2 separate regions of the Homo sapiens genome follow, and region 2 is linked to region 1. Evidence: chromatin contacts called from ENCODE Hi-C or POLR2A ChIA-PET data. All regions are on one chromosome and are shown on one strand. The core of a region is the stretch at or near the end of the contact, and the rest is flanking DNA. Distances in the headings are between cores, read along the strand shown. Region 1 overlaps LINC02732 (long intergenic non-protein coding RNA 2732). Region 2 has its middle 96 kb from the start of FDX1.

Region 1 (6,384 bases), core at 2,616-5,115:
CTGTTTTAGAGTCTCCAATTCATAGATATTTAAGTCATCTCTGTTTTTGCTATTTCTTATTCAATGATGGAAATCTTTGTACATAAATTGTTGTACATAAATCTTTGTACATAAATCTTTGCATATGTGTCAAAAATATGTATAGAGTATGATCCTAGGAAGGAAATTGTTGAAGCCTTTGATTTCTTATCCAACTCTAACCCTTCCTATTTCCCTCTCTTCATTTTTCCAATACAGTTATATAAATTGCTTACTTGTCCAGGCGCAGTGGCTCATGCCTGTAATCCCAGCACTTTGGGAGGCCGAGGTGGGCGGATCACGAGGTCAGGAGATCAAGACCATCCTGGCTAACGTGGTGAAACCCTGTCTCTACTAAAAATACAAAAATTAGCTGGGCATGGTGGCATGCACCTGTAGTCCCAGCCACCCAGGGGACTGAGGCAGGAGAATTGCTTGAACCCAGGAGGCGGAGGTTGCAGTGAGCCGAGATTGTGCCACTGCACTCCAGCCTGGGCAACAGAGTGAGACTCCATCTCAAAAAAAAAAAAAAAAACAACTTAGTTAAGCCAAAAGTCAGTGTTTACATTTTTGTCACTATTAAATATTATTCACCACTGAACCAAATAGGATCTTGTCATCATATCTTCTTTCTTGTATAACCTTCTGCTTTTTCTGACATTAGTAATTGCTAATCCCCTTCATCACTGGCCAAATTGCTTAGTTTTCTACATACAATTACTATTTTTTTCTGTTCAAAGGATACTGGAGATTTGGCAAACTTTTGGTAATCCTTTTCCTCCAAATTCCCAAACACATTAAATAATTATTAAAGGTTGGGCATGGTGGCTTATGCCTGTAATCCCAGCACATTGGGAGGCCAAGGCAAGAGGACTGCATGAAGCCAGGAGTTCTAGAGCAGCGTGGGCAACATAAGGAGACCCCTCTACAAAAAATAAAAGCAAAAATAAGTTGGGTGTGGTGGTATGTGCCTCTAGTCCTAGTTACCTGGGAGGCTGAGGTGGGGGGATCACTTGAGCCCATGAGTTCCAGCCCATAGCAGTGGGCTATGATTGTGCCACTGCACCTCAGCATGGGTTGACAGAGACCTTGTCTCTAAAAATATATTATTATTATAATAATAATTAACAGTTATGTTTTTCTCCCTAGATAGCTCCCTTTTGTTCTTTCACAGCCTTCTGCCTTTGGGATGGCTGCTTGCTAGGTGTAATAGATGTTTTATTAGCAAGATATTTTCTCTCAGAATTTTGAGGGCATTGCCCTGTTGTCTTCTGGCATTTTGTATTGCTATTGAAAAGGCTGATGCCAGTCAGATTGCTGATCCATAAGGCAATATGTGACCTGGTTTTTCATTCTGGAAGTTTTTAGTATCTTTTCTTTATTTCCAGTATTCTAAAATTTTAAAATTAATTGCCTTAGAGAGTGTGGCAGAGACGGGTATTAGACCATCAAAAAAATGTCCTTCTTCCTTGGTGCAGAGTGGTTTAGAGGAAGCCTGTGCCTGGCACTGCTCAGCATTTCCCAGCCCCATTGCATTCAGGAAGAACCTTGTGACTGGTTCTTTCTAACAGAAGGAGTGTGAGCTGAACTGATGTGTGTCAGCTGAGGTGGTGGTGGTGGGGTCAAGGGCAGGGACTGGAGTGGAGGGCATGACAAGAAGGGATGCAGCTAGTTCAGGAAGACCAGTGTCAGAGGAGTCAGGGCCCAGGGATCCAAGGTCCATGTTAATGTTTCCACTCTATCCCCAGTGCCAGCCCTGCACCCCACTCCTGCCCCTGCTTGGTGCTCAATGACCCTGTGTCTGGCTTCTCTGGGGAGAACTGACTCTGTCTTATTCACTTCCCTTTCTCCAGGCTCTCAGGTAATTTTCTCTACTCTGATAAGTAAGTTGCTTCTCATTCTTTCCTTTTCCATCTTCCAAACACTTATTGAAATCCTTTTCTGTTATTCTCTTTATCTTTATGAATTTTATCGTTTTACTTCCCTTAACCGTCATTGTGATGGCTTGGGGAGTGTATTAGGTTCCAAGGGCTGCTGTGACACATTACCACAAAATTAGGGGCTTAACACAACAGAAATTTATTCTTTCACAGTTCTGGGGTCCAGAAATCTAAACTCAGTTTCATTAGGCCTAAATCAAGGTGTTGGCAGGGCCTCTTTCGGCTTCTGGTGGCTGCTGGCATTCCTTGGCTTGTGACTCCATCACTCCAGTTTCTGCATGATCACAATTTCCTCCTCCTCTTCTGTTGGTACCAAATCTCCTTCAGCCTCTCTCCTATAAGGACACTTGTGATTGTATTTAGGGCCCACCCAGATAATTCAGGATAACCATCCAAAGATCCTTGACTTAATTACATCTGCCACGTACTTGCCACATAAAGTAACATTCACAGATTCTGGAGATTAGGATGTAGACACATCTTTGGGAGCCATTATTTAGCCTACGACAGGGAGAGAAGATGAAAGCATATGGTCAGTCTACAATATTTAATGGGGGTTCTTTCCGTGTTTTCCTCTAGTGCCTTGCAATTTCCTTTTAGCATTTCAATCTTTGATCTAATTGGAATCTATTTCAGAATGGAGCTTCCTTGTTATCCCAAATGCCAATTTTTAATTTTATTATTTTATTTTATTTTTTTGAGATGGAATCTTGCTCTGTCACCCAGGCTGGGGTACGGTGGCACAATCTCAGCTCACTGCAACATCCACTTCCCGGGTTCAAGTGATTCTCCTGCCTTAGCCTCCTGAGTAGCGGAGATTACAGATGCCCACATCCAAGGTGGCTAATTTTTTTTTCTTTTTTGTATTTTCAGTAGAGATGGGGTTTTGCCATGTTGGCCAGGCTGGTCTTGAATTCCTGACCTCAAGTGATCCGCCCATCTCGGCCTCCCAAAGTGCTGGGAGTACAGACATGAGCCACCATGCCCGGTTGCCAATTTTAAAATATTTTGTCTTTTCTCCCTGGATATGAAATAAAAGTGATTAGGTCTTAAGATAAAAAAATTAAAACACATTTATTTTCCTGTAACATGCAAAAATGCAAAAAAAAAAAAAAAGAAAGTAAAATAAAATAGATATAATTTTGGAGAAATTGCCTTTGCTCACTGTGGATTCTGGAGGGTGTGAGTGATGGACAGGTCCATCTGTGCATGGAGAATGGAAAGCCCCTTCTCCAGGATCACCCTTTACCTTAGGAGAACACCTCAGCTCCAGGCACCAAGCAGGAGTATCATAGGCACTTAGCTTTACTCCTATAGACAAATAAGAGTGGGGAGACTATGTGGTAAGGAATGATACCCTTACACTCTTTCCAGCCCTTCCCAGTCTTACAAGGAGTGACACACTTGGTGGCCTTCAAGCCTGTCACTGCAATTCATGCAGTGGGTGGTAAGAGGACAAAGCACGCTAGGTCCCTGATCCGACCTCCCAGGGATGACAGGTCTGGCTACTCCTCAAACTGAACCTGAAAGAATGCAAATGGTTCAAGTTTTCACCCTGATTCTGGCACACCCCGAGGCAAAAATAGCCATTTGCCTTCATACGAGCTTCTGTGTAGGCTGTGAATAAGGAGGTTTCTATCTCAGCTTTCTTTTTGCTCATTTAAAGACAACTGAGAGTACGACAGGGTAATTGTTTTGTTTTAAAGCACTGTAATTTAGTTCCTTTCTGGACCTTCTATGTATGAGTCATTTTCTGTAGCAGTACTAAGAGATGCAAATAGAAAAACATTATTTCTGAAAGCTTGAGATTTCAAGCTGGGCCTTTTATTCACATTCTCTTGCTAGTTTTAGTTTTACTTGTGACATTCATGTTATTAGAAGAATGACACAATTTCAATCACATTTTTGTCCCATGTACTAATGTAGCAAACAATTTCACAACCTTCCCTTTCTTTTACATGTGAGTCATTATCATTTGGTTTTGTTCTCCTTTACTCCTGAACTCACTATCTCCTGATCACATGTATACACATTTCTCTGATATCCTAGATCTTTATGGGTGATCAAGATTTTTGTATATTCTGTTTTGTTGCTTTCATACCCGCTAGTATCCTTTTTAAGTTTGACTCTTTTATACTTTGGGAGATGCCAAACAAATACTTCAGGAGAAAGGAGGCAGTGTGTTGAAAGGAAGTTGACAAAGCAAGAAGAAAAGAAGAAGAAGATATAAGGAGGAAACGTAGTGGCTCTTAAACAAAGATCTTGCATCTTTTCCTTCTTTAATTTTTTTTTTTTTTTTTTTTTTTTTTGGTTTGAGACAGAGTGTCACTCTGTCATCCAGGCTGGAGTACGGTGGTGCAACCTTGGCTCACTGCAACCTCCACCTGCTGGGTTCAAGCGATTCTCCTGCTTCAGCCTCCTGAGTAGCTGGGACTACAGGCGCAGGTTACCACGCCTGGCTAATTTTTGTATTTTTAGTGGAGGTGGGTTTCACCATGTGGGCCAGGCTGGTCTCGAACTCCTGACCTCAAATGATCCACCCACCTCGGCCTCCCAAAGTGCTGGGATTACAAAACAGAATTGCTTGAACCCAGGAGGGAGAGGTTGCAGTGAGCTGAGATGGCGCCACTGCACTCTAGCCTGGGCAACAGAGCGAGACTCCATCTCAAAAACAAACAAACAAACAAACCAAACCCAACTTTGAACCCAGAATCAGAAAGCAGATTTAATTTGGAACTCTATAGAATGTCTGCACATGAACAGATGCCATAGCCGTAACAAAAATTAGGGCCACAGCCACTTTTCTTGCATCTCCTCCTTCCTCCTTTTTTCTTTGGCTTTCTTGTATAAACCTTAGCATAAGGCATGGTTGCTTGGTTTACAAAATATTTGTTTATGAAAGTTGCAAAGGTGAGAAGAGGGATTTCAGAATCAGAAAGACTGGGTTTCAAATTTTGGCTTTGCTCTGTGACCTTTGGCAAATTATATAACTTCATTAAGCTTCAGCTTTTCCCTAGTAAATATTTGACTGATGAGAGGTAAATGAGAAAATGTGTATAAAAATCTTAGTATAGTGCTTAGCATTTCAAGCAACCCAGAATATCAACTAATTTGTTAAATGAATATTTCTTGAATATTTACTGTATGCTGAACTGTCTGCCAGGTTGAGGCTGCTGTGGTGAATTGGACAGGAAAGATTCCTGGCCTTGTGGAGCTTGCATTCTGGTGGGAAAAACAGACAATAAACATGTAAACAAATCAATAAAATAACCAGATGGTGAGAAGCCCTGAAAGAAATAAAAAAAAAAGTGTGTTATTAAGAACAGCAGGGAGGATCTGTGTCCTATGCTGGGGAAGTCAGGGAAGATTTCACAGCAGCCTGAAGAATGAGAAAGAGCCAGCTGTACTATGAGCTGTTTAAGACAGAGGAAATTGGGTCACTGGCTTAGAGAGAGATTGGGTTCTACTCACTGTCAGAGGCCAGCAGTGCAAGGTTCCTCCTTATCTTCTTATGGCCTGTGTCCTTCTATAGCCCTGGCCACTGAGAATTGGCTCAGACTGTGACTGTGACTTGCTGTCCTCAACTTCCTTATCCAACTGAAATTGGATGGTCCATCATAGTCACCCTCTTGAATAGATCCCAAACTCCCTTGTCCTTTTAATTGTACTTTAAACTCACTTGGCCAAACTCCAACCCTGGTTAAATCCAGCTCTCTGCCCTACTCCATGTCTTTGCCCATTGAGTATGGTGGAAGAATAGCCCACAATCTCATTGGCTGGTTCTATGGTCTGAATGTTGGTATGCTTTCCAAAATCATAGGCTGAAACTTAATCCTCAATGTCATAGCATGGAGGTGGAGACTTTGGGGGAAGTGATTAAGTCATGAAGACTGCCTTCATAAATGGGATAATGTAAAGGAGATTAAAAGGAGGCTGTTTGCTCCCTTCTACCATGTGAGAATGCAGCAAGAGGTACCATCTCTGTGCAATGAGCCCTTACCAGACATTGAACCTGCTGGCACTTTATCTTGGACTTCCCAGCCTCCAGAACTGTGAGCAATACATTTCTGTTGTTTATAAATTACCCAGTGTAAGATACTTTGTTATAGCAGCACAAATGGACTAAGACTAAGGACCTCAGTTCCACTTTAAATTCGCCGAGGTCGTTATGCTACCAAGCAATCTTATGAGATTCCCCTGTTCCCTCTCTCTTCTACTCTCCCTACTCCAGGTTCATGAAGAGAGGGGTTGGAGTATCATGATCTCTACTCCCCCTCCACCAGGTAGATAAGAGAGGGGCAGCTCTGTGAACCCAAGCTTGCCTAGCCCCAGCTCCCCTTCCTGCCACTCTCTCTACTCAGATCCTGGTCATTCCATTCTTCAAAGCTCAGCTATTCTCTCTCTTGAAAAGTGCCCTTTTTCCATC
Region 2 (6,384 bases), core at 2,630-5,129, 150 kb after region 1:
CTACTCACTGGTGGCTTCCTGTAACTTGAAGAAGCTACAGTATTCTTTTTGGTCTCTGAGACACCAGGAAGGGAACCTAACTTATTGGGTTATCCCACTTCTGACACCCCTGCCCCCAATTCCCTTCTTGCTGCTACTTCCCTCTTCTATGCTAGCTGTTCCCTTTGCCTTGAATCTCTTGTCTTTGCACTCCTTTACCATGCTGACTCCTGTCTTTTCTTTTCTGTTTTTTTTTAAGAAGGAGTCTCGCTTGGTCGCTCAGGCTGGAGTGCAGTGGCACAATCTTGGCTCACTGCAACTTCTGCCTCCCAGGTTCAAGCTGATTCTCCTGCCTCAGCCTCCTGAGTACCTGGGGTTACAGCCGCATGCCACCACACCAGGCTGATTTTTGTATTTTTAGTAGAGATGGGGTTTTACCATGTTGGCCAGGCTGGTCTTGAACTGCTGACCTCAGGTGATCCACCCACCTTGGCCTCCCAAAGTTCTGGGATTACAGGCGTGAGCCACCTGGCCTGGCTGACACTTTTCTTGGCGTTAACATGACTCCACATTTTTATTTTTCATACAGGACTCTGTTAGTTATTTAGTAAAGGAGACTCCGGACACCAGAAATAGCACCTCCCTCTGGAAGCTTTCCTTGATTTCCTCTCCTTTCTGTTCTCATAGACTCCATATCTGTCTCCATGTTGCACTGATCAGAGATAAGCACAAGGGCTTGATGATGGCTGAGTAATAGGTTAGTGGAGCCCTATAGCAAAGGGTCTCTTGGCCCCAGGAGTGATAGCATGAGACTACAGCATGACTATAGGTGCCTGAAAGGAGCTGTGGAAAGGGGTGGGTGATGGAGAAGCAGAGGATAATGGACGGGGTGAGAGCAGAGAGGGAGGAGCCACAGCCCACGATGGGGCCAGCCTGGGAAGAGAACTGGCTCTGGACATGCATGCTGGGAGGACCTGGAGCAGAGACACCTTGTAGAGAAGAGCAGATGACAGAGGGTACCTGGCAGATGGATGTCTTTGGTCCTGTAGGCTCGTGACTTTCAAATTTCTTTGAACCATAAATCATAATAAGGAAAACATTGTACTTCACAATCCAGCAAATAAATACACATCTACATGCTGTCTGAAAACAAGTTTCATAAAAAGTACTTAATTTTATTACATGTGAAGCACTGATACGTTCTATTCAATTCTAGTCTCTTTTATTGAAAAAATGCAGGTCAGACCATCTAAATTGATCTTACAACCCCTTAACAGATCAAGTTTGTGCATGTGTGTGTGTTTACCAACATTTTTTTGAAAAAATTAAATTCACAGAAAGATTAAAGAACAGTGAACATCCATATGCCCTTTATCTAGATTCATCACTTGCCACATTTGTACTATGTACATGAATATAATACACACATATATGGACATGTACATATGTGTGTACATGTGTACACACACACAACTGATTCCCATTATTCACGTATAGTTATACTCTAGAGAGTCATAGTGAACACTGAATTAGAGAATATGGAACCATTGTTCCTAAGGGAGATACAGGGCTAGATTGCTAAGAACCTCTGCTGGCATTTTCATTAAGCTTGTTTTGTGTGTGTTTCTGTTTGAAGACACTTTATGTATTATATATTGTTGATTCAGTAACACTGAGCATATGGCCGTTAGTGCTATGACTCATGTCTGAACGAAGCTTCTCTAACACGTGTTTTCTCCATGAGGTTCATCACAGCCCTCTTGCTCATGGGAACACTAGACAGCACTTCAGCCTTGTGCGTGGGGCAATCTTAAGTAGTGAAATCACCAACAAAAATAAAAATGCAAAAAATGTGCCACTAAATAGACCACAGAAAGGACACTTGTTTACAGTGTGAAACAAGAAGACAGAGTGTTGATCAACCTTCCTTGACCTCATCTGAGAATGTTTGTATCGGATGACTCAAAGTTTTCATCACTCTGTATGTCTGCAAGTAACCGTCAAAGCCCTATGAATATTGATTCAGGGGGCTATAATTCTGAAATACATTTTAGCAAGCAGGCAAATCTGCAAATATAGAATGTCAGTGATGAGTATCAGCTGTTTGTATGTGTGAACGTTGCAGACACTATGTCTCTTCCCCCTGAATGCATCTTTTAAGAATAAGGATATTCTCCAACATAACTACATGACCGTTACCCTGCCCAGGATAACTAACCTTCATTCAATAATATCATCTGTTATGCAGTTTATATTCAAACTTCTCCAATGTTCCCCAAGAATTCGAAGAGCTGTTTTTTGGGGGGGGCCTAAATTCAATCAAGGCTCACCCACACATTGCATGTAATTGTCTCTTTAGTCTCCTTTAATCTATACATCTCCTGCCTTTTAAGAAATTAACATTGATATGTTTGAAGAGTCCAAGCCAATGGTCTCTTAGAATGTCCCACATCCTAGATTTATCTGGTTGCTTCCTCATGATTAAATGTTGATGAAACCCTTTGGGCAGGATTACCCCAAAGCGGGTATTGGGTACTGCTTTTGCAGGCCAGGAGAAGGCTCCTATCACTTTGTCCCTCTATTGGTGAGGCTGTTTCATTCCTTCATTAAATTACTGCTGTAGATTGGGTGTGATGGCTCACTCACGCTTGTAATCCCAGCACTTTGGGAGGCCAAGGCAGGAGGATCCCTTGAGCCCAGGAATTCGAGACCAGCCTGGGCAACATAGGGAGACCCCATCTCCATACAAAATTTAAAACATTAGCCAGGCATGATGGCACATACTTGTAGTGCCAGCTAATCAGGAGGCTGAGGCAGGAGGGCTGCTTGAATCCAGGAATTTGAGGCTGCAGTGAGTCATGATTGTGCCCCTGCACTCCAACCTGGGTGACAGAGTGAGACTCTGTCTCAGGAACAAATAAATAAAAATGAAGTGCTGCTCTAGGTGAAGTAGGGTCAGCGCTGTAGAGGTGAGGGCCTGAAGAGTGGAGGAAGAACCAGGGATCATTGTTGTGAATGGGGAAGGAAGTCTTAGGGGCTGAATCCCGGCAGCGGCCTCTCTCCCAGGAGCAGAGGGCCTGCATCTGTCCTGGAGCCCTTCCCTTGTCAAGAGCATGAAGAAACACAGCGTCAATGTCTGGGGGCCTACTTTCAATTTCCAGTGAAATTAGGACAAAGTTCCTTTAGGCTTGATATCATTTCTTTTAAGCCTGAGGCTTGAAGTTGGAGCATTCTAAATGCGTAGGAAACTGTTATGAATAGCAACGAAAGGCAGAGTAACTAACACCTGACATAGCTATTTTCCTTGCCATTGCCTCTGCATGATTTAATATTTAATATGCTTGTGGTCAAACCAAGTCTGAACAGAGCAAGCCTGAAGCACTTCTAGCAACACAGCCAGGTGGCCAGGAGCCCAAAGTGATATAACTGCGGTTTACTCACAGGCTTTCAGAGTAACCTTTAGGGCTGGTTGAACTCTCAGACACCACTTAGCATTTCCTAACAATGATCTGTAATGCATTTGGGAAGCCTGTCTGAATCACCCAATTAGATCATGCTTTCTAATGGGCCTCAATGCAGAGATGCTGCCAACAGCTTTGGCAGAGGCACACAGAGCCCCCTTCTTTACAAGGCATCTTCCACTCTCTGTTTTTGATTTCACTCTCACAACATCACTGTGTTGTATCCCAGGTGGATGCTACTATTCCCACTTGCAGATGAGGAATCTGAGGCTCGCTGAAGTTAAGTGACTTGTGCAACGTCACAAAACCATTGAATGGTTGCTGTGAGCTTTCAACTCAGGAAAGGGCTTGACTTTCCCCTCAGGTGCCCTTTCCACTGTGGTGTTGGGAGTTAAGTAGAGGCAGACAGGTCATTACTGGATGGGAAATGCCCTGTGAGCCATTGCCAGCTATGTTTCTGTGTTGGCCTCCAGCAGTGCTTGTCTGATCAGAGACAGGGGTTATGTGGTTAGAACTGGGAAGAAGGCACCCACTAAAATTCTCTAGTGACTTGTTTTCACTTTTGTTTTAGGTTTAGGGGTATAAGTACAGGTTTATTATATAGGTAAATTGCATGTCACAGGGGTTTGGTATACAGATTATTTCATCACCCAGGTAATAAGCAGAGTACCGGATAGACAGTTGTTGAATCCTCACCCTCCTCCCACCTTGTACCTTCAAGTAGGCCCCGGTATCTATTGTTCCCTTCTTTGTGTTTACGTGTACTCAGTGTTTAGCTCCCACTTACAAGTGAGAACGTGGAGTATTTGGTTTTCTGTTTCTTTGTTAGTTTGCTGAGGATAATGGCCTCCAGCTCCATCCATGTTGCTACAAAGGATATGAGCTCATTTTTTAAAAATGGCTGTGTAGTATTCCGTGGTGTATATGTACCACATTTTCTTTATCCAGTCTACCATTGATGGGCATATAGGTTGACTCCATGTCTTTGCTCACTGTGAATAGTGCTGCGGTGAACATACATGTGCATGTGTCTTTATGGTAGAATGATTTATATTCCTTTGGGTATATACCCAATAATAGGATTGCTGAGTTGAATGGTAATTCTGTTTTGAGTTCTTTGAGAAATCTCCAAACTGCTTTCCATAATGGCTGAACTAATTTACATTTCCACCAGCAGTGTATGAGCATTCCCTTTTCTCTGCAACCTCGCTAGCATCTGTTATTTTCTGACTTTTTAGTAATGGCCACTCTGACTGGTGTGAAATGGTATCTCATTGTGGTTTTGATTTGCATTTCTCTGATGATTAGTAATGTGGGCATTTTTTCATATGCTTTTTGGCTGCATATTTGTCTTCTTTTGAAAACTCTGTTTATGTTCTTTGCCCACTCTTTAATGGGGTTGTTTTTTGCTTGTAAATTTAAGCTTATAGATTCTTGATATGAGACCTTTTTCAGATGCATACTTTGCAAATATTTTCTCCCATTCTGTAGGTTGTCTGTTTACTCTGTTGGTAGTTTCTTTTACTGTGCAGAAGATCTTTAGTTTAATTAGGTCCCATTTATCCATTTTTGTTTTTGTTGCGATTGCTTTTGGAGTCTTGGTCACAAAATCTTTTCTGTAGCCTATACCCAGAATGCTATTTCCTAGGGTATTTTCCACAGTTTTTATATTTATGTTTTACATTTAAGTCTTTGGTTCATCTTGAGTTGATTTTTGTATATGGTGTAAGGAAGGAATCCAGTTTCAATCTTCTGCATATAGCTAGCCAGTTATTCCAGCACCATTTATTGTATAGGGAGTCCTTTCTCCATTATTTGTTTTTGTTGATTTTGTCGAAGTTCAGATGGTTGTAGAGGTGTGGCTTTATTTTTGGGCTTTCTACTTTGTTCCATTGGTCTATGTGTTGGTTTTAGTACCAGTACCTTATTGTTTTGATTACTGCAGCCTTGTAGTATAGTTTGAAGTCTAGGTATAGAATCATATTGTCTACAAACAGAGATAGTTTGACTTTGTCTCTTTCTATTTGGATGGCTTTTATTTCTTTATCTTGCCTGATTGCTATGGCCACGACTTCCAGTACTATGTTGAATAGGAGTGGTGACAATGGGCATTCTTGTTTTGTTCTGGTTCTCAAGGGGAGTGCTTCCAGCTTTTGCCCATTCAGTGTGATGTTGGCTATGGGTTTGTCATAGATGGCTCTTATTATTTTGAGTTATGTTTCCTAAATGCCTAGTTTGTTGAGGGTTTTTAACATGAAGGGATATTAAATTTATTGAAAGCCTTTTCTGCTTCTGTTGAGATGATCATGTGGTTTCTGTTTTTATTTCTGTTTATGTGATAAATCACATTTGTTTATTCGTATATGTTGAACCAACTTGTGTCCCAGGAATTAAAGCCTACTTGATCATGGTAGATTAGCCTTTCTATGTGCTGCTGGATTCAGTTTGCTAGTATTATGTTGAGTATTTTTGCATGTATGTTCATCAGGGATATTAGCCTGAAGTTTTCTTTTTTCACTGTGTCTCTGCCAGGTTTTGGAACCAGAATGATGCTGGCCTCATAGAATGAGTTAGGAAGGAGTACCTCCTCCTCAGTTTGTTGGAATGGTTTCTGTAGGAATGGTAGCAGCTCTTCTTTATAAATCTGGTGGAATTGGGCTGTGAATCTGTCTGGTCCTGGGCTATTTCTGGTTGGTAGGCTTTTTATTACTGCTTCAGTTTTGGAACTCATTATTGGTCTGCTCATGGATGTGTTTGTAGTAGTCCCCAAGGGTTTTTTGTATTTCTGTTGGGTCAGTGGTAATGTCCCTTTTGTAATTTCTGATTGTGTTTATTCGGATCATCTCTTTCTCTTTTTTTCTTTGTTAGTCTAGCTAGTGGCCTATCAATCATATTTATTCTTTCAAATAATGAACTTTTGATTTTGTTGATCTTTTGTATATTT

Evidence for each region. A loop is a pair of places that touch in the nucleus more often than their neighbours do. ChIA-PET counts read pairs that join two places held with the same protein, here RNA polymerase II (POLR2A). Pooled maps may share reads with other maps.
Region 2: a loop to region 1 is called in a map with no recorded cell type, with 9 times the contacts of the local background. The contact joins two enhancer-like sites. A Hi-C loop is called at or near these places in 6 of 37 single-sample maps with no recorded cell type and 4 of 50 pooled maps. POLR2A ChIA-PET finds 5 or more read pairs at or near these places in 1 of 52 experiments (PC-9).

What each region holds. Positions count from the first base shown.
Region 1 is chr11:110,369,711-110,376,094 of GRCh38, forward strand. All of the region lies in intron 2 of LINC02732 (long intergenic non-protein coding RNA 2732), which reads left to right. It overlaps LOC107984385 (a long non-coding RNA gene), which reads right to left. Exons shown (of 2, transcript XR_007062885.1): 2 at 2,074-2,459. Among named protein-coding and RNA genes, the nearest start is that of LINC02732, 18 kb to the left of the region's middle. Within about 2 kb of position 3,866, at least 3 of the 41 ENCODE cell types and tissues checked have a DNase peak (open chromatin) inside an H3K27ac peak, as active enhancers do.
Region 2 is chr11:110,522,637-110,529,020 of GRCh38, forward strand. No RefSeq gene overlaps it. Among named protein-coding and RNA genes, the nearest start is that of FDX1, 96 kb to the left of the region's middle. Within about 2 kb of position 3,880, at least 4 of the 41 ENCODE cell types and tissues checked have a DNase peak (open chromatin) inside an H3K27ac peak, as active enhancers do.